Regions from separate parts of the Homo sapiens genome. Here region 2 is linked to region 1. The links are chromatin contacts, found by Hi-C or POLR2A ChIA-PET in ENCODE. All regions are on one chromosome and are shown on one strand. The core of a region is the stretch at or near the end of the contact, and the rest is flanking DNA. Distances in the headings are between cores, read along the strand shown. Region 1 holds the start of HCLS1 (hematopoietic cell-specific Lyn substrate 1). Region 2 overlaps PARP9 (poly(ADP-ribose) polymerase family member 9).

Evidence for each region. Hi-C counts contacts between places; a loop is a spot of excess contacts on that map. ChIA-PET counts read pairs that join two places held with the same protein, here RNA polymerase II (POLR2A).
Region 2: a map of breast epithelium shows a loop between it and region 1 (7-fold over the local background). The contact joins the enhancer-like site here to the promoter of HCLS1 in region 1. A Hi-C loop is called at or near these places in 1 of 168 maps with a recorded cell type or tissue (breast epithelium). POLR2A ChIA-PET finds 5 or more read pairs at or near these places in 2 of 52 experiments (GM12878 and naive thymus-derived CD4-positive, alpha-beta T cell).

The regions. Positions count from the first base shown.
Region 1 is chr3:121,659,602-121,662,171 of GRCh38, reverse strand. HCLS1 (hematopoietic cell-specific Lyn substrate 1) reads left to right here and starts at 1,269. Exons shown (of 14, transcript NM_005335.6): 1 at 1,269-1,352. RefSeq lists enhancers at 997-1,046, 1,237-1,426.
Region 2 is chr3:122,532,757-122,535,326 of GRCh38, reverse strand. All of the region lies in intron 10 of PARP9 (poly(ADP-ribose) polymerase family member 9), which reads left to right. The region is part of intron 4 of LOC105374071 (a long non-coding RNA gene); the gene reads right to left. Among named protein-coding and RNA genes, the nearest start is that of KPNA1, 19 kb to the right of the region's middle. RefSeq lists a silencer at 1,151-1,445. Within about 2 kb of position 1,291, at least 2 of the 41 ENCODE cell types and tissues checked have a DNase peak (open chromatin) inside an H3K27ac peak, as active enhancers do.

The DNA.
Region 1 (2,570 bases), core at 20-2,519:
AGGATTCCAAGTGATTTTTCTCTTGTACAAACGTACTCTTCCTTATCATAACTTTGGTACCACCATGATAAATAGGTAATAAAGTAGAAGGAATAAATAAAGCTCCCCCAGGCATAGAATCCTTAGATTTGGAAGTGACAGAGGCTTCATATTCCTAATGCAGAAAAGTGCCTGTATCATGGGCCAGTTTCATCCAGTCCTGCTTAAACTCCTTGGAGGATGCACCGTTGTGAACAAATCAAGAAGTCCACAATCAAGATTAGGAAAGGCTAGGTCAGATACAATAACAGACACCCTCAAATTCTCAGTAGCCAAAACAAAGGACTATTTTTTAGTGAAAGACTCCAATTCCCCCACATGGTGGATGGGGCTCCACTTGTGTTCTTTCTCACTCAGGGACCCAGTCTGCTGGAGGAGCCAATATGGAGAATTGCAGGTTGCCTTGGGCAGTGGTGAAAGCATGGCAAAGCTTGCAGTGGTCTTACGGCCTCCGCCAGAAAGTGGTATCTGTCACTGGCCAAAACAAGTCACCTGAGTAAGTCTGACTTCAAGAGGGAAGGGAGGGGCAGCAAGTCTTGACACGCAGTAAAACAGGATACCACAAAGACCTTCTTCCATCAGCTGACCAGCACCTGGTTCTTTCAGAATTCTTCCTACGCTCTAGAGCCAAATCTTTAGTTTGTTAGCTCAGACTCCACAGTGCCCCAAACAAGCTAGGAAACTCTCCTTCCATGTCTTGCCTTTTCCCTCATGAGTTATTCTCTTCTGGCATTCAATTGGTCGACGTTTATTTGAACATCTATATGAAAACTCCACTTTTAAGTGCTGTGGGTAATATAGGGGTGAGTTTCTTTTTAAGTCTTATGCTTCAAAACCCACATATAAATCACTTTTCCCATAAAGCCTTTCTTGATGAATACACCCAATACCAAATGCTCTGAATTCCTTTACTGTCTCAAATGTAACTGCCACCCTATTTAGGACACAATGCTGTTCTACAGCATTCTCTAATGTGTTTTCTGGTTGAATGTTTGTTTCTCTCACTGGATTACAAACTCAGAGTCAAAGCAGCATTTTCTATGACTGCTCTATGACCCCCATTGTCAAAACCTTGCAAAAGACCAGGCACAGAAACATTTAATCCTTTTAAAATTTAAGTGTCTAAAGCAGAAGGAACTGACTCAAATTTCAGGAAGTAGCTGTGAGGATGGGGTGGCAGGAAATGACGAAAACCTGAATACGGAACTGAAGCAGCAGCTCAGTTTCTCACTCCGAAGTGGCAGCAGCCAGAGAGGGAGTCGGTGTGGACGCGAGGAGCCGGGCGCTTAGAACAGAGGCTTGCACAGGTGGAGGTGGGTACTCTGAGCCATGGGACAGTTGGGAAACACAGAGTAAGAGTTGAGGAGGAACCTACCTGGCTCTTAGTCCTTGGTGATGGGCAAGGTCACCACTAGTAGGCTTTTATCCTTTTATGGCCAGAAGGCCTGGTTGTGAGTGGTTGTAGCAAATCAGCATCTGGAGATAGAAACAAAAGGGAGGGGCTTAAACCCAAGGCAAGTGTTTCAGGAGCCATCTAGCACCAACATCAAGCAAAGTGTTGCCTGGTTTCTGCTGACAATCTACAACCCACTCTAAGGCCTGTCTCCCCTAGGTACTGAGCTGGGAGGAGGACCACAGGAGACGAAAACAGTGTCTGCCCTTGAAGAGCATATGGTCTCAGGGAAACAAACCCACACAGGAAATGTAACAGATCAGGAAGTAGTCACTGATGTACACTAGCACTGAGTACCAAGTGCTGATGGAGCCCAAGAGAAGGCATGATTGTTCTGCTGGGGCTAGTTTCTGTGTTCGTAGATCACAGAATCTCAGAATGTCAGAAATCAAGGAGACCACAGATGAGCTACGTTAACCCCTTCATTATTTTCCACTGGGAAAATCAGAGATAATTGCTGATTTGCCAAATTATTAAAGTTAGTATTTCTTAATCGCCTGGTCTGATACCTGGCAAATGAGTACCTACTCTGTTGATGCCCTTGTGATGGTCCCTCAGAGGCTTAGTCACAGAGCTGGGGTGACAGCCAGGGCTTCTGACTCCCAGTCTGTGTACTTTGATGCAGGAGGTCAGCATCGCAACAAGGCCTCACCAGATTACTCTCTGGTTCTCACCTCTAGATAGCACTTCTTACCTTTCTGGTTTCTGGTCAATAGGTCAAGGATATTAGATAAATTGTCTCTATTTCAGAAACTCTTTATTTCAAAAATGGGTGAATGGGAGAGTCAGGCTGAGGCCTCAGAGGAGCCACAGGAAGGAGGATGGGACCATCAGTCCTCATTGCTTCCTTATTGCTCATGACTATTTCAGAAACTTCTCCATTCCAGTTTTCTGTGTGACAGTCCTTTTGTTGTTGCACAGCAGCCCAGGAGCCAGGGGATGAGAAGCAGAGGGGTAGTAAGGATGCAGGTAGTAAGGATGTTTTGCTGTCTCCAACCGCATCAGGGAAAGCCAAGCTGCTTTCAGCCATGACTCCCGGCTGACTCAGTCAATATCTCTCCGGTGTCCCCTTAGCATC
Region 2 (2,570 bases), core at 42-2,541, 870 kb before region 1:
AGAGAACATAGGCAAAACTTGGGGTAAATGTTGAACATAGACAATTACTGGGGATAAAAATAGAGAAATGAATCCCTACCAAGAAGCCTTTTGGGGCAATCAGGAAAGTGATGATCAGTATAGTCCCTTCATTAGCAAAGTCTTAAAAAATCTATAATTTCCATTTGCTCCTAAAGCTGGCTTCTCTGCAATCCCCACCCACTACTTCTACTTAAATTACTTTCATTAAGATCATCGCTGTGCTCTTACTTTCCAAATCTAGTGAGTATTCTCTTTTCAGTCCTGTGACAGACTCTGCTACTTGCCTACCCAACATCTATACACATCTTTCTTACTAAAACATCTAAGACACCCACTATCCTCCCAAGGAATATGGTCCCAAGGTCTTAGCCAGACTCATCATCAGCTCAAGTTCAGGCAGTTCTCTCTTTATTTATTTATTTATTTTTCTGAGACGGAGTCTTGCTCTGTCACTCAGGCTGGAGTGCAGTGGCACCATCTTGGCTCACTGCAACCTCCGCCTCCGAGATTCAAACAGTTCTCCTGCCTCAGCCTCCCAGGTAGCTGGGATTACAGGCATGTGCCACCACGTGCAGTTAATTTTTGTATTTTTTTTAGTAGAGACGAGGTTTCATCATGTTGGCCAGGCTGATCTCCAGCTACTCGTGATCCGTCCACCTCAGCCTCCCAAAGTGTTGGGCTTACAGGTATGAGCCACCATGCCCAGCAGGCAGTTCTCTCTTAAAGCTTAAAGGCAAGATACTGCCCCCAACATACTCATTATATAGTGATATAAAAAGGAGCGGGAAAACTGCAATGAAAACTCTCATGTTGAAAGGGGAGAAGCAAAACACACAACAGCCACTGGCTCACACCACTTATCTACATGCTGCCGAACAGGTATAGAGAGGACTCCCTATTCCATGTTGTAAAACCTTTATTTTGCACTCTGGGAAAATCTTCCTTATATATTGTGGCCCTTGGCTATTTCCAGGTTCATTGCCTATCAGGGAGCCATGGATTTTCTCACAGGCTAGAATGTGCTCAGGCTGTTGCAACCAGGCTTGTGGTTTCTTCAGCAATACAGTTCCTTTAAAAATTCAGTGGGCACGAGGCCTAATTTCTTCTGGTTAAGTTTATGTCTTTATAACCTAACCACAGATCTTGTCTCCATATAGTCTTTCAACTCAAGATTTTGGTCTCTTACCTGCTGTCTGTGTGCTCTGCCCTTCTCCCTATCCCTTAGCTTAACAGCCACTGCCTTGAGGCAATTCAGACATGACTCATAATGTGACCTGCACCAATTGACTCATCTCTGTAGGCTAGAGAGAACTCTTAACAGAAGGTGCCAGACAAGCCCAGGAGACACCAATCTTGCTACCACTGAAGCTGTTGTTATTTGGAGTACAAAAGCTCTTAGCTTTTTCAGCCGTGCAATATTCCAAATTATAGGACTCTCAGTCAATTTAGATGGCCACCCACAGGCAAAGGAGACAGAACTTCTGTTAACAAACCTTTATTTTCTTTTTTCTATTTATGTTTGCATTCCAACCAGTTCTGAATAAATCTCTTGCTTGTAGGACTTGGTTGAGTGCAGCAAGAAGGCATCTACACATGCAGTTTCTTACTGGGTTGATTCATTTGTTCCACAGGTATTTATTAAGCACATTCTATGAATCAGGCCCTGTGCTAGGGGTACTAGAAATAGAGTGTAAATAAAAAACCATAGAGTTCTTGCCCTTACAATTTATAATCTCACGAGTTCACCTGTTGCCCATTCTTTATCTTCTCTCTTTTTTCCTCTACGATGTCCCCCTTGGTGATGGCACCTGTTCCCATGGCCTCAACTCCTACCTCAATGATGACGACTTAGGAATTTCTAACTCTTAACTCCCTACCTCTCTCCTGACCTGCAGGTTCATATGTCTCACTCTCTTTTTGACATCTTTACCCAGATGTCCCATAGGTAACTCAAATTGATCCCTTTTCTTGGTCATGATTTTCCCTAAGAAATATGCCCTTTGTTTGCTGATTCTCCCTAACCTGGTTAGTATCATCACCATCTACCTACCAGGTTTCCTAAGGCTGAAACATTATCATCCTCCATTCCTCCTTTTCCCTCACCCTTATACCCAGGCATTCACCCAGTCCTAGTGATTCACTCTCATGAAGATCTCAGCCCAGTTTCACCTCTCTATTCCTACTGCCTTAGTTAATCTTCCTTCAGACCTAGACTATTACTAGGTCCTCTCCTTGCCACAAAACACACCCCTACCTAATCTATCCTTTACCACCAGAATTATCACGCTAAAAATTACATTCTTGCTTAATATCTGTATTCCCAGTTGCCTACGGGATAAAAGCCCAAACTCCTTAGCAGAGAATATAAGGCCCTAGCTCCCACATTATTTCAGCAGTCATCACCCACTATGTTCCTCAAGACTGCAGCCATTAACTTTTTAGAGTTCCCTAAACATGCTGTTTACTTTCATGCCTCTATCCCGTTGTCTGTGGAATGACTTCCCTCCTTGCCCTTTTCAGTGCTACAAACCCCTATTCTTTAAGACATA